Regions from separate parts of the Homo sapiens genome. Here region 2 is linked to region 1. The links are chromatin loops, found by intact Hi-C in ENCODE. Cell type or tissue: gastrocnemius medialis. All regions are shown on one strand. Links, peaks and the distances in the headings refer to the core of each region. The heading gives the core; the rest is flanking DNA.

Region 1 (9,480 bases), core at 2,386-6,385:
GAAAACAAGAAAAGCAAAGGACGAAACAGAAAATTTAAAAGACAATTTTGGAGGTAACTACCCAAGAAATTGCTCTGTGGTTCTCTGAAGCAGCACAGCCCTGGAAGAGGGCCTGAGGCTGCAAGGACCTAGCAGGGCCGGAGATGAAGGCTCTTGTCACTTAGTTTGGGGCTGCACCCCCAGCCACTCCCTTCTGACTAAGGGAGGTAGGAGGAAGAGGAGACGAGGAAGGGAAACAGGGAGGAAAAAAGAGTTGGGGGGCAAAATGGCAAGAGGACGGGAAAGGAGCCGAGTAGGAAAACGGGTGGCATGAATGAGAAAGAAGGGACGCTGCAGCAAGAAGAGGAGGAAAGAAAGTGCCGAGGAAGACAACCGGGAGAGAAGGCAGCCACCGGGCAAGGAAGGACGGGAAACAGAAAAGGAAAGAAGGCGGCGCCGGAAAAGGAGGGGAGGGAATAGACCCAGAGGAATAGACAGAAAGGCCAGGGAGAAGGAGGATACAGCGGCAGGGAACTGCAAAAATGGAGGAGGTGGAAGGAAGCTCTCAGCCGGGGCAGCCGGCCCCTCGTTTCAGGACACCATGGCTGGGAAGGGAGAAGGAGGAGAGAAGATCCAAGCTGAGCGGTGGGGGAGGCCTTCCCGGAGCTAAACGGAACCAAGGAGTCCCTGGTGGGTTTGGCTCACCCCCACGGGGGAGAGGTACCGCCAGGGCCTGTCCCTGCTGTTGTTGGCCCGTGGCGGTGGGCCTGTGGCCAACAGCCATCTTTCCCCTGAACTCCTTGCAAGGGTTGGGACGTGCCTGCCACACATCGGCTCTGCACATGAGCTTCCGAGGGGGTCTGTGGGCGCCCCCAGCAGCTGCCGGCTCAGCCCCCAGCTCAGGAGAGAAGTGTCCTCTGGCTGGCCGGCGGGGAGGCTTCCCACCACGCGTAGGCATGTCCCAGCTCCCACACCACTCACCCCGGGTCCCCCTGCATGCGGTTGGCCTGCCCCAGCCCAGAGCGCTCTCGCAGTTTCTCACAGGACTTACTGTACTTACTATTGAGGCAGTAGTTCCCACACTCTGCCCGGTGCCAGCATGAAAGAGAACAGGGAGAGTCAGCCTTTCACAGTCCTTGTCAAATCCCAATTACTCTGGTTGCAGATCACTTGAAGCCAGCCTTGTTTCTCTCACAAAGCTCTGCCCGAGAGTCCAGAACGTCCTCTTAGGGAATGTGAATATGAGCCCCGCGGGGAACCACTGGAAATCTCTCCTCAGCATGATTGGCACCCAGCCACCCGCCTCCTCACCTCTTCTCGGCTTATTGAAGGTGGGCGTGGCGGTGGACCAAGAAGATGTTTAGAATCAGCTGTCTGACACTTCTGAGGCTCCCTCACCTTCAACTGACAATCTGCATTTCTTTTAAATCTAGAGAAACAGCTCCTTGCTCAAGAGTTACTTACCTTGTCAATGATTATTACTTTTCTTGGCTGTAGGCTGCATGTGAAAAAGGAATGATAAGCCAGCTAGCTGCCTCTTCTCTCTCCCTAGTGGAAAATATCGCCCTCATTCCCACGCCACCCCCCATTGCAAGATTCCAGACCCCTGGTTATTTTCTGATTAACAAAGGCAGAGGCACCCTCGAGAAATAACACCACTGAATAAAAAATAGTCAAACTATGCTTCATTTAAGTGAGTATATATAGGGACAAATAATCACATCCAAAATCATCAGAGCTTGAAGTGACCACTGAGCCCTTTCTGGCTCTTTGTAGTTGGTTTAAATGTTGTAAACATTACTATTATTATTATTTTTTGAGACAGAGTCTTGCTCTGTTGCCCAGGCTGGAGTGCAGTGGCGCGATCTCGGCTCACTGCAACCTCTGCCTCCAGGGTTCTAGCGATTCTCCTGCCTCAGCCTCCTGAGTAGCTGGGACTATAGGCATGTGCCATCATGCCTGGCTAATTTTTGTATTTTTAGTAGAGTTGGGGTTTCGCCATGTTGGCCAGGCTGGTCTCGACCTCCTGACCTCAGGTGATCCACCTGCCTGGGCCTCCCAAAGCGCCTGGATTACAGGTGTGAGCCACTGCGCCTGGCCAACATGATTATATTTTAACCTAACCCTATACCTAATTTTTTTGCTTTTATTTTATTGAAAAAAATTTAATTGACACATAATAATTTTACATATTTATGGGGTACATAGTGATGTTTTGATACATATATAGTAATCAGATCAGGGTAATTAGCATATCCATCCCATCTCAAAATGTATCATTTCTTTGTGCTGGGAACAGTCAAATGTCCTCCTGCCAGTTATTTGAAACTATATATTATTGTTAACTATAGTCATCCTATAGTGCTGTGGAACACCAGAATTTATTTCTCCTATCTCCCTGTAATTTTGTATCCTTTAACAAATCTCTTCCTATTCCCCACTTCTCTCTACCATTTCCAGTATACCTAATTTTTTCTACATTGCCTTTTTTCTGTGGCAATGGCCTCACTGATTAGTTGAAATGTGTTTTTTTCATTTTCTTACATTTATATCTAAAAGCTTGTGCCATATGGTGACACACACAGAAAAACACCCCAGTGGACAGCAGCCTCCAAGCCAGAAGCCCTGCAGTCCAGGCAAAGCAAATTTTCCATTTGAGGAGCTTGGAATTCCCAATAGACTATAAAGAGTTGGTCAGGTGTGGTGGTTCACACCTGTAATCCCAGCCCTTTGGGAGGTCCAGGCGGGTGGATCACCTGAGGTCAGGAGTTCAAGACCAGCCTGGCCAACATGGGGAAACCCTGTCTCTACTAAAAATACAAAAATTAGCCAGGCATGGTAGGGCATGCCTGTAATCTCAGCTACTCATGAGGCTGAGGCAGAAGAATAGTTTGAACCTGGGAGGCGGAGGCTGCAGTGAGCCAAGATCACGCCACTGCACTCCAGCCTGGGGTGACAGAGTTAGACTCCATCTCAAAAAAAAAAAAAAAAAAGAGTTGAAGGGACCACGGTTTCTTTCCCACGTTCACGGGACCTTAGCAAAGCAAAGGGCCCTGTGGGCATGGAAGGCTAACTTCCCCAACAACCAGGGCTCCTCTCAGCAGCATCCTTGATGGATGCCCATCCTGCCGGAGCAAACACTTCCCACAATGAGCAGCTCACTCTTCCACAAGGTGGCACGCTCCCGTGCTGGACCATTCTACTAGGTACAGAGATCTTTATTATAGTATGCTGACGGTAGCCACAAAGGAAAAACAAACAAAACCTTTCCCTAAACTAGCAGCCCTTCAACTATCTAAAGAGCAACATCTATACTAAACACCCCCAGATCTCCCATTCTGGGGGTGTTTAATGATATACCATCCACAGAAAAGAAATCCCCTTGAATTTGGCTCATGTAGTTGGTTTAAATGTTTTCTAAAGGAAGTTATCCTTCGCATTTTAGTGCATAAATACATCAAAGCATGACTCTAATCATCTTATATTTTTTATTTTTTGAGACAGAGTCTCGCTCTGTCACCCAGGCTGGAGTGCAGTGGCACGATCTCGGCTTACTGCAAATTCTGCCTCCCGGGTTTAAGTGATTCTCCTGCCTCAGCCTCCCAAGTAGCTGGGATTACAGGCATGCACCACCACACCTGGCTAATTTTTGCATTTTTAGTAGAGATGGGGTTTCACCATGTTGCCCAGGCTAGTCCCAAACTCCTGACTTGAGGTCATCCGCCCGCCTCAGCCTCCCAAAGGGCTGGGATTACAGGCATGAGCCACTGCGCCTGGCCTGACTCTAATCATCTTAAAAGTATATATTGTTATGCGATATCAGGGCGTCTGAATGTTTGGTTGTCCTAGGGTTTGTCTTTGCAGACATTACTAAGCTGCTTCTTTAGCCATAGACATCTTATATGACCATGTGACTGACAAGGAATGTACCTTGCTAGTTTTAAGATGGAGTTGATTTTTTTTTTAATGTTGTCACCCTGGCTCTCCTATGCTCCTGGTTCCCTAACAAAGGTGCAGGAATCTTGGCAACCATCTTAGAATTGTGCTATTACAAGTTCCAATTACTAAAAGAGAAAATGACCAGAATGAGGGACTGGGAACAGCCAACATGGTCATTAGCTGAAGGACTGCAGCGAAAAGAGTCTGGGTATTTGTTTAATGTGTATGTTTGCATGTTTCACTCTTTAATTCATCTGTAAGATAAACGCAATTGAAATTTTTTTCCTATATAACAACCGAATTACTTGTGTAACAATAATTAAATAACCTCTCTTTTCCAATTAATTTGAAATGACTTATTTTTAATATATTAAACATATTTTAATATATTAAATTAAAAATATTAAAATAATTAATATATTAAAATTTCATATTTAGTATTAAATATTAACATATTATGTTAATATAATTTAATATTTTAAATCAAATAATATATTGATATTAAATATAAAAATTTAGTATATTAATTTTTAATATAATAAATGACATAACATTTAATATATTAAATTATATTAAAGAGAAATTCCCTTTAGCATGCATAATTTATGTGTTTTATTAATTTGTGGTTTTATATACAGAGTTTTCTTATATTTACAGAAGCTTTTTTTATATATATACACTGGGACCTAAAACAAACAAACAAAATCACCCAAATCAGACCCTGGAACATGATGTGACTCAAGTAAACACAACATAAATGCCCTAAATGTTGCATGTGTGGTAGGTCAGTATTAATCAGGCAGCACTGGTTACTTGAGGACTGTGCGCCCCTGATGAGTACAGGCGCTAGGCCTAGCTTTGTCTCAACAGCTATTGGCTCTGTCTTATGCGGGGCCACCTGCTACAGAGAAACACCGCCATCTAGTGGCCTGTGGAATCCTGCACAGTCTGAATTGAAGCTGTTCTAGAAACACAGGGAAGGGAAGCAAGGGCCAAAGCTTAGTTTCCCAGGTGACTTGTCCACTATAGACTGGGAGAACCCAGAGAAAACATCTGTGTCCTGTACTCACCTCTTAGACGCTCAGAGCATAGCAAAGGCTCTGAGAAATTCTGCAGAAGAGAGAGAATTGTCTGTTTACTCAGGATTATCCAAATGTATTTCACCATAGAAGCCTCCTCCCATTTCGTGTACGTGAATGCGTGTGTGTGTGTGTGTGTGTGTGTGTGTGTACAAAGCAGCGATTCATATTCCTCAGAACTTAGTTTTTTACATGAGCTTTGTGAAATTCTTCTAGAACATTTTAGTAACTTACTTAGATACACAAGCTCTGAGGAACTGGGACACAGGATGGGTCCACTGGATGCAAGTAAAGAAAAAAGGAAAGAAATCTCTAAGTATGGAAGTAATTTTTGATGGGGAAGGCCTTGTTGAGAAAAAAGGGGGCCTAGGTATTGGGGTAGTGCATGGGGTGGAGAAGATGCCTGAAACTGAAACCACCAAATGGAAGGCAAGGGGACCCCCAAGGTCAAACCTTATGTTTTTTTCTTGGCACCTGAAGTCACAGCTGGGAGTAAGAAGAACCTCTGGCTTCTCCTGTCCTGGTGGGTCTTGCAGGTGGGACAGACAGGTTTGAGTTTCTGCAGTGGCCACTGCTACAGGAAGCCTGTGGCATCCCAAGAGCATCTCAGATGCTCAGTGGGAGCTCAGTGCACCCCTTGGTCTGGGTCAGGCTCTCTTGCTCCTGCCCCCAACCCCACAGGGAAAAGCGGGGGCCCTGAAACCACCATGTAGTCCAAGTGCCTGGAACTGCTCCAGGATTTGTCTGAGTTTCTGGCCCCTGCTCTCCTGGGTTACCAAGAGGTGGGAACAAGTGTCAAATTGTCCAACTACGGCCCTTGTGGAACTCACTTGCCACACTCTCTGATGAGGCTGAAAAAGACCCAGACTCACTGACGATCCAGAAAACAAAATTCCTCATAAAGAAGGTGCCCTTTGGTATGGATTGGATGAGCCCTGGTGCTGGTTATTTCTATACCATTTTGCTTCATGTAAAAGGACTGGTTTAACTTCTGTAGGAATACTGGGAACAGGCTCTTGTTTTGAAACATGGTTTGATTATGAGGCAGAAAAAAACCCCAACTTTTAAATATATGAGGCTAAAAATCACCTTGCTGGATGAGACAGGATTCTTTCTGACAACCAAGGATGGCTTCTCACCATTCTTGGTCTTTCAAACCAAGGATTTACGCAAACTTTCTATGTATTCTCTTGCATCTCTATGGAACAACATAATCGCCCATCTCTTTTCCTTTTCTTTCCAATCTTTACAATGGGACTAAATGTTTTCCCCAATATTAGAGCAGTCGGCATGGCAACTGCCCACAATTGGTACCTGCTGGAGCTGGAAAAATTGTTGCAGAGCCCCATTAATCCTCTCCAGTCATTATGATGGAAAGGAAATTATGGGATAGGGGCCATACCTCTGATATATGAACCTTCCCAGGATTTGGAAAGGTTGCCATCTTCCCAGAAGCAGTATCTTGATTTCAAAACACAATCTGATACTAATTCAACATGGAGGGTGGCTGCTGGCTCATCTGGGTTCCAATCTTGGTTCTAGACTGCTTTGCAGGAAAAGAGTCCCCAATGTCCTGCAGTTCCCTCTGCCGTCATCCATTCCCACAGATCTTGCCAGATCCAGGTGCTCACTGGGATCTGCCCCAACATTCTGGTAAGATTTGCTTCTCATTGAACCTGAACCTATAGTTACAAAGCTATAAATGTGAGCACTTTATCCCTGTTACGACTAATGTTCTGCAGCAGGAAATGAGGGCTAACAAGATCACACATTATCCTTTCTTTCTCCCTTTAATTTCCAGTGCTAAATGTTCATCTAAGTCCGGGATTTACATATTGACCATTAATGTTAGATATACGGCAAGCACAAATTGGATGCTCCTGTGGTAAAATTGGAGACTTAGTAAATTCAAACATTGATGTGTGAAATCCAAACCCAATTTTCTGAATGAATGAGCCACTCTTCAGCTAAATCTCTGTAAGTACAACCTATTAGCTAAACAGCAATTTGCTTGTTAGGATTCTAATCAGGATAATTCACAAATGAATCAATTACCCTCCCTTGTTAAAAATACAAGGAAGATTTGCCATGTAGATTTCAAATTCATTTAAACATAAGAAATACTACTAAGGCTTCCAACTGGCAAATTGGCATCTTTCATATTTTCCAAGACTGCTGCAAAATGACAAAATGACTTCTCCTACCATTCCATATACCAACATACCTACCTGTAATTTATAGTTTTCCTCTAAGCCCTAATTCTGATAAAAATCAACAACCTGGAAATAAGAAAGACAGTGCACATTCCTTCAGAGGCTCATTGCTTTATTTCTTCCAGGCTTGTTTTTTTTTTTTTTTAAGTTCCTGGGCAGGAAAGGCCACACTGAAACTGAAAAATGAAGGCCCAACATGATGGATATATGTGGGAAGCCTATTCTAGATACCAGGGCCGTGTCCTCAGCTTCCCATAAGCAGGTACAGAAAGCAAGTCCAGCAGGGTCTCATGGTCTATGACCTGCCTTGGCTTTCAGTCTAGGGTAAGATGGAAACTGAGTAGCCCACAGCACCTGCTAATGGATTTTATTTTTCTCCCCACGAATAATAATGACCAGTATTTGTTGGTTGCTTGAGTACTTACCAGGCCCTCTTCTAAATGTTCTGGATCCATTGTCTCATTTAGTCAATACTATAACCCTCTGTGTTAGACACACAATAATACTGCTATTATTATTCCCATTTTACAGTTGAGACAACTGAGGCACAGCAATTTGATAGCCTAAAAAATAGCACTATACAGAAGGTTATGCATACTTTAGTTTGGAGCAACTAATGTATAATTTGTGTTTTTGCATATTTGGGCAAGGTTTCTCTTATACAGCATGCACAGACAGGGGTTAAAATATTTATCAGTCTACAAAGCATAGGCATTCATCTATCAGGATAGGCTCTGGGAGTGGCTCAGATGCAAAAGTCCTGGAAACCCCTACTCTGTTATGGGTTAACTCTTGGGTTGCTAGACTATGAGGTGATTCTCAAGGAAGGAGCCAGGGCAGAGGGTGGGGAACCTATTTACTCACTGTTAGCAGAAGTATTTCAGCATTTAACTCTTATTAAGGAATTATGGTAGTTTATAAATAATCATCTAATAAGTTATTGAAATAATTGATCAAAATAACCACTATGGTTGTACCACTGTTACAACTCTTCCATTAAGAGTTGTGGTCCCCCAATTGGCTGTCCGTTCCTTCCACTCCCTCCAGGGAGCTGTGCCTCAGACCCCTGAGCGTACCTTTCTGGCAGTGAAGCCCCTCAAAGCCCAAGGGGCAGTCACAGTCATAGCCCTCCTTCCTGGGCCGGCAGCTGCCCCCATGGGCACAAGGGGCTCTCACACAGGGGTGGGCCGCATTCTCCACATTCACTCCGGAGGTGAAGTCATGCTTCACATGGATGGTTCGGTCATTCAGGATGATCTTGAGAGAGAAAAACATAAAGAAATTCAGGAATTAAGAAACATCTTTGTAGTCTTCTAAAGCTTCCCTTGGCAAATTAACCTGAGCTACACATAGGGAGATTGAAAAAAAATTTTTTTAAGTCCAGTTTCCACTTTTTTTTTTTTTTTTTTGGAGATGGAGTCTTTCTGTGTTGCCCAGGCTGGAGTGCAGTAGTGCAATCTTGGCTCACTGCAACTTCTGCCTCCTGGGTTCAAGCAATTCTCCTGCCTCAGCCTCCCAAGTAGCTGGAATTACAGGCACCCGCCACTACGCCCGGCTAATTTTTGTTTTTAGTAGAGATGGGGTTTCACCATGTTGGCCAGGCTGGTCTCGAACTCCTGACCTCAGGTGATCCGCCCACTTCAGCCTCCCAAAGTGCTGGGATTACAGGCGTGAGCCACCGCGCCAGGCCTAGTTTCTACTTTCATAGTCTTGTCATCTATGCAGGAGCTGAAGTGATCCCAAGTTGATCCACTTGGGAGAATCTGCGGAGTGACGCGCTCCTCTGGTTCCGGAAGACTGGCCACTCGGTTAGGTTGTAAAGAAGTCCCAAGAACTACAAAGTTCGGATTTCAACCCAGCTGCACATTAGAACCACCTGGCGGGCTCTTAAGAAATACTAATGCCCAGACCCGCCCAGACCCATTGAACCAGAATCTCTGAAGGTGAGACCAAGTCGTCAGTAACTTTAAAAAGTTTTTGAGAGTCACCTCAGAAGATGCAGCCCAGGCTGGGAGACACTGGTATATAAAGCAGAGTGGGGAGAGTGCAAAACACAGTGTTACGGAGGCGGAAGTCAAACAGGGCACCCTGGCTCCCGGTGGCTGTGGAATCCAGAGACACTTCCTAGTGTACTCCTTTATGTTTCCAACTAATGTTCTCAAGCAGTCTCCTAAAATTCCATCAGCTGGACCTCCCCGATTGTCCCACTCACTCCTGCTATCCTCCTTCCCTGACGTTCCTGAATCCCCTCCCTCTGCACATTCCCTTCC
Region 2 (4,000 bases), core at 1-4,000, 50 kb before region 1:
GATCCTAGGCGCTTTTTAAAAACGACTTTCTTTGAGCTGCTGTGTTAATCTATGTATACAGGTAAGTGCTACAGTTGTTAAAATGAAAATAACAGAGCAACACTTCTAATCTTTGCTCTAGGTTTATCTAGTTTGAGCACTATTTTATAATTTCTTCACAATGAAGTGATTTTTCTAACTCATGTCCATTTTTATGAGATTTGCCTTATATTATTGTTTTTAATGCCAGTAAAATATCCTCCTTTCTTATTGAAGATGATCTCAAAATAGAACAAGTTGTTGGGATGGGAAAGGGGATTCTCCTCACCTGGCATTACGACCCCAACATGACTTGCGACTACGTCATTAAGTGGTGTAACTCGTCTCGGTCGGAACCATGCCTTATGGACTGGAGAAAAGTTCCCTCAAACAGCACTGAAACTGTAATAGAATCTGGTAAGATGAATTAGTGTCTCTCAATTAAGTTCTACAAAATATTTTTAAAAGGCAACACGTAAGACTGGGTGCAGTGAAGTGATTCTCTTTACTGCTGGATGGGTATAAATAGGTTTGACTTTCCTGGGAGGGTAGTTGTGGCAGCACATGGAAGGATCCAAACCCTTTGATCTGGTAATTACTGGTCTAGAAATTTATTCTTAGAAATAATCAGAGAACAACACAGATTTAATCTAAGAATGTTCATGACAGTATTATTGATAATTGTGAAAAATTAAAAACCCAAATAGCAAATAAGGGAATGAGTAAATGATGGTACACCTATAAAATGGAATGTTAAGTAACATTAAAAATTATGTGGAAAATTAAATAAATGTTCATGAAAAAAAAAAACTACGGAACTGTAGCCTGGTCTCACACAAGGGCCTTTGCCTTGTTTGCCCAGGGTCCAGGTTACCAAGGTTAGGGAGAGACTGAGCACAAAGACCGTGAACCCCTTACCACTTAACCCTGATGCAGGGCAAGGGGGCATCGGCTGGACTGAGCGCAGTGTGGGTGGGAGGCCTTGCGTTCCATGAGCCTGATGCTCAGGAGCTTGTGAGCTGCCGGTGAGTGTCCCTCTATGGGATGCAGCCTGAGAAGTTTTTCCACAGAGGAGTGTTTAATAACCTACAGGCTAATCCAGCCTTGTCCTTAGGAATTAGAGCCCTCTCTGCAATATCATCGTTGTTTTCCTGGCACAATGGGAGTGTATCCTGCCTGTCCCCATGGGATTTCTGGACCCTGTAGCTTGTCAGTAGTGATGCTTCGTGATCATTCCTGTCTCCTGCCTCCCTCGCGTGTTAGGGAAGTGCAGAAGAGCAAGCAGCCTGCTCCTTACCTCTCTCTCAGGGAACACTTTCTACTTGCTTACTGTTTCTCTCTCAGATGATGAGGATGGGTCCCATTCATTGGATTATCATGTATGAGTTCAGATTATTTTCCAGTTCTACTTGGAATACAGCCAAACTCCTCCACATGTATAATTGGCTGAAGTGGTAATGATCTTCCTGAGTTGTTCCCTTTATCCTTCCTTACAGTGCACTGTACTTATCAAGGACCCAGCCACATGCTACCCTTCTTTTCCTGCACCTTCCCTTCCATCCCCTCCCATGTTGCTGAATGAGCCTTACACGATTCCAGTCTGTCCTTTCTCACCTGAGCTTTTAGAATAATCAGGATGGACTGGGATAGGCTGGAGTGGATATAAATGGAGTATCTACCCATTTAAGTTTTAGCTGAGACCTGCAGGATATGGGGAAGCTGCCCCGCGATGATTGTGGGAAGAGAACTTTCTGTGCCAACTCAATTGAACAAAGACACAAAGCTTGAGAAAACAAAAACTCAGAGAAGTTAGGTGCCTTTTCCAAGGTCACAAAATTAGTATGTGATAGAACCCAGGTTCAAATTCAGAGTTATTCAGAGCTTCAAGAGGCTGGGAATATTGTCTTTTATTTACTGCTGAGCTTCTGGAACAGCAAGTGGCACATAGTAGGCACACCTTTTATTCCTCTCTCATCCTGTTCTCTACTCATTAAGCTGTCCACTCTCTTTTTTGACCTTAGCACATTCCTAATGCTCTAACCTTCTCAGCCTCTTTTTTTAAAGTGTCAGAGCCCTATAAAATATTGTTAATAAATAATTTTAACATAAAAAGAGGTACAGATTTACAGATGTACATGCAGTATAAAATGATAACCTCAAGCATACCTTTCTCCAAAGAAAAATGTTACAAAACTAAACACAGTTGGCTGAGCTTGAGTTGCATTACTGCATACTTAGGACGTGCCAGCACATAACAAACGTTTAAGGAAAGTGATTACAAGAAGAAAAGTTAATATTTTAGACAAGTTGATTCAGTTTTTCTTGGGTTGTATGATGTTAGAAGTTGACTACTGTCTCAAATTGGAGCCTGTAGGCCACTGGTGTTTTATAGGCACTTGATTGGAGAACTAATGCTTTAACCACACCAGAATAATTGCATTCTGCAAATTAAATGCAATGCCATATGCTGCCAATCCCCCCTGCGTGTCCCCCGGCATTATCTTCTTTCTCGACCACCACTGATGAGCATCTAATTGCCCTTCAAGGCCTTATTCAGATGGCCCTTATTGTAGCTGTTTCTGATCTTTTTAGACTCATTTGGCCCCTCACTTAAGATTCCATGGCATCTGATACATACCTCTAATATAACACACTGTTATGGTTACCCTTGTTCGTCTGTCTTCCCCACCACTCTGCAAGTGTCTCCATGCTTGACGTTTTGTGCATGTCTGTGTTGCTCACATTGTACACATTGCATTGTATTCAGGAGACATTTAAAAGCAGCCTTTTGAATTTAAGTTAAGGTACTTCAATTGGAAGTACCTCTATGTCCTGTGGAGTTAATTCAAAGTATTTCTATATCTTGTGGAGTTAACTCACCCAAGGACACTTAATGGTGATGTTATAAAGAGGAATAAACTCTAAGACCTAATTCCTTTAACACTGAAGCTTCAAGGCAGAGTGCAACTTTTAATTCTGCTTCTTGGAACAAGAGGAGAGAGCAGTGGGTTTGTTTGCTTTTTCCAACTCAGAAATAACACTAGGTAAGGAAGGGATTTATAGAGGCATGATGTGGACCTCGAATGAATGGCTTAGTGAACTGACCCAGGAAGTTGATGTAGACTTACATTTTGTTCATTAAAATCAAGCAGTTGCCAGCACTTTGGGAGGCCAAGGTGGGTGGGTCACGAGGTCAGGAGTTTGAGACCAACCTGGCCAAGATGGTGAAACCCTTTCTCTACTAAAAATACAAAAATTAGCCAGGTGCGGTGGCGGGCACCTGTAATCCCAGCTACTTGGGAGGCTGAGGCAGGAGAATCACTTGAACCCGGGAGGCGGAAGTTGCAGTGAGCTAAGATCATGACCCTGCACTCCAGCCTGGGCGACAAAGCAAGACTCCGTCAAAGAAAAAAAAAAAAAAATCAAGCAATGATGATTTCTTCCTGGAAAAAGGAACAAAATGTAAGCCTTAAATCATCGTTGTTCTCTTCAATGCAATCCCATCTTATATTACTAAACTTTTTGTTAAAATAGAAGTAAATTTAATTTTTGTTTAGTCAATTTTCTTTTGAATATTTACTAGTCTTTAAAATATATATGTATTTTTTAATAAGAAAACATCTTTAAAATTAGCTTTGGAAATTTTAGAGTATGTTATGAACTTGATGTTTCTAAAATAGATATTCATAGTAATATATTTATGAAAGTTTGCTGATATGTTCATCCTATAGATGAGTTTCGACCAGGTATAAGATATAATTTTTTCCTGTATGGATGCAGAAATCAAGGATATCAATTATTACGCTCCATGATTGGATATATAGAAGAATTGGGTAAGTTAAATGGGTACTTATTTATAAGAGCTCAAGGCAACATGAGAAATTATAAATTGGCAACAATGGTATGATTGAATTCTAAAAATAAGATGTATAATTGAAGGAAGGTAAAATAATTTGATAAATTAAAAAGTATTTGATTACTA

What was found. Hi-C counts contacts between places; a loop is a spot of excess contacts. Peaks named below come from ENCODE experiments on the same cell type or tissue, not always from the same donor. Only the 100,000 strongest peaks of a DNase experiment are listed, where the experiment ranks them.
Region 2: it touches region 1 in a loop (2.9-fold over the local background); 7 of 110 quality-filtered maps call a loop at or near these places.

The regions. Positions count from the first base shown.
Region 1 is chr5:38,437,262-38,446,741 of GRCh38, reverse strand. EGFLAM (EGF like, fibronectin type III and laminin G domains) reads right to left here. Exons shown (of 22, transcript NM_152403.4): 17 at 8,287-8,467. All of the region lies in intron 1 of EGFLAM-AS5 (EGFLAM antisense RNA 5), which reads left to right. LOC124900965 (a long non-coding RNA gene) reads left to right here and starts at 496. Exons shown (of 2, transcript XR_007058738.1): 1 at 496-669; 2 at 1,145-1,662. RefSeq lists a silencer at 4,690-4,739. In gastrocnemius medialis, for the core only: CTCF peaks have their summits at 4,643 and 4,842 (motif pointing left); a DNase peak (open chromatin) is centred at 4,811; H3K27ac peaks cover 564 bases.
Region 2 is chr5:38,490,041-38,494,040 of GRCh38, reverse strand. LIFR (LIF receptor subunit alpha) reads left to right here. Exons shown (of 20, transcript NM_001127671.2): 14 at 256-435; 15 at 3,750-3,851. Among named protein-coding and RNA genes, the nearest start is that of EGFLAM-AS5, 24 kb to the right of the region's middle. In gastrocnemius medialis, for the core only: no CTCF peak of the experiment used is centred there; no DNase peak of the experiment used is centred there.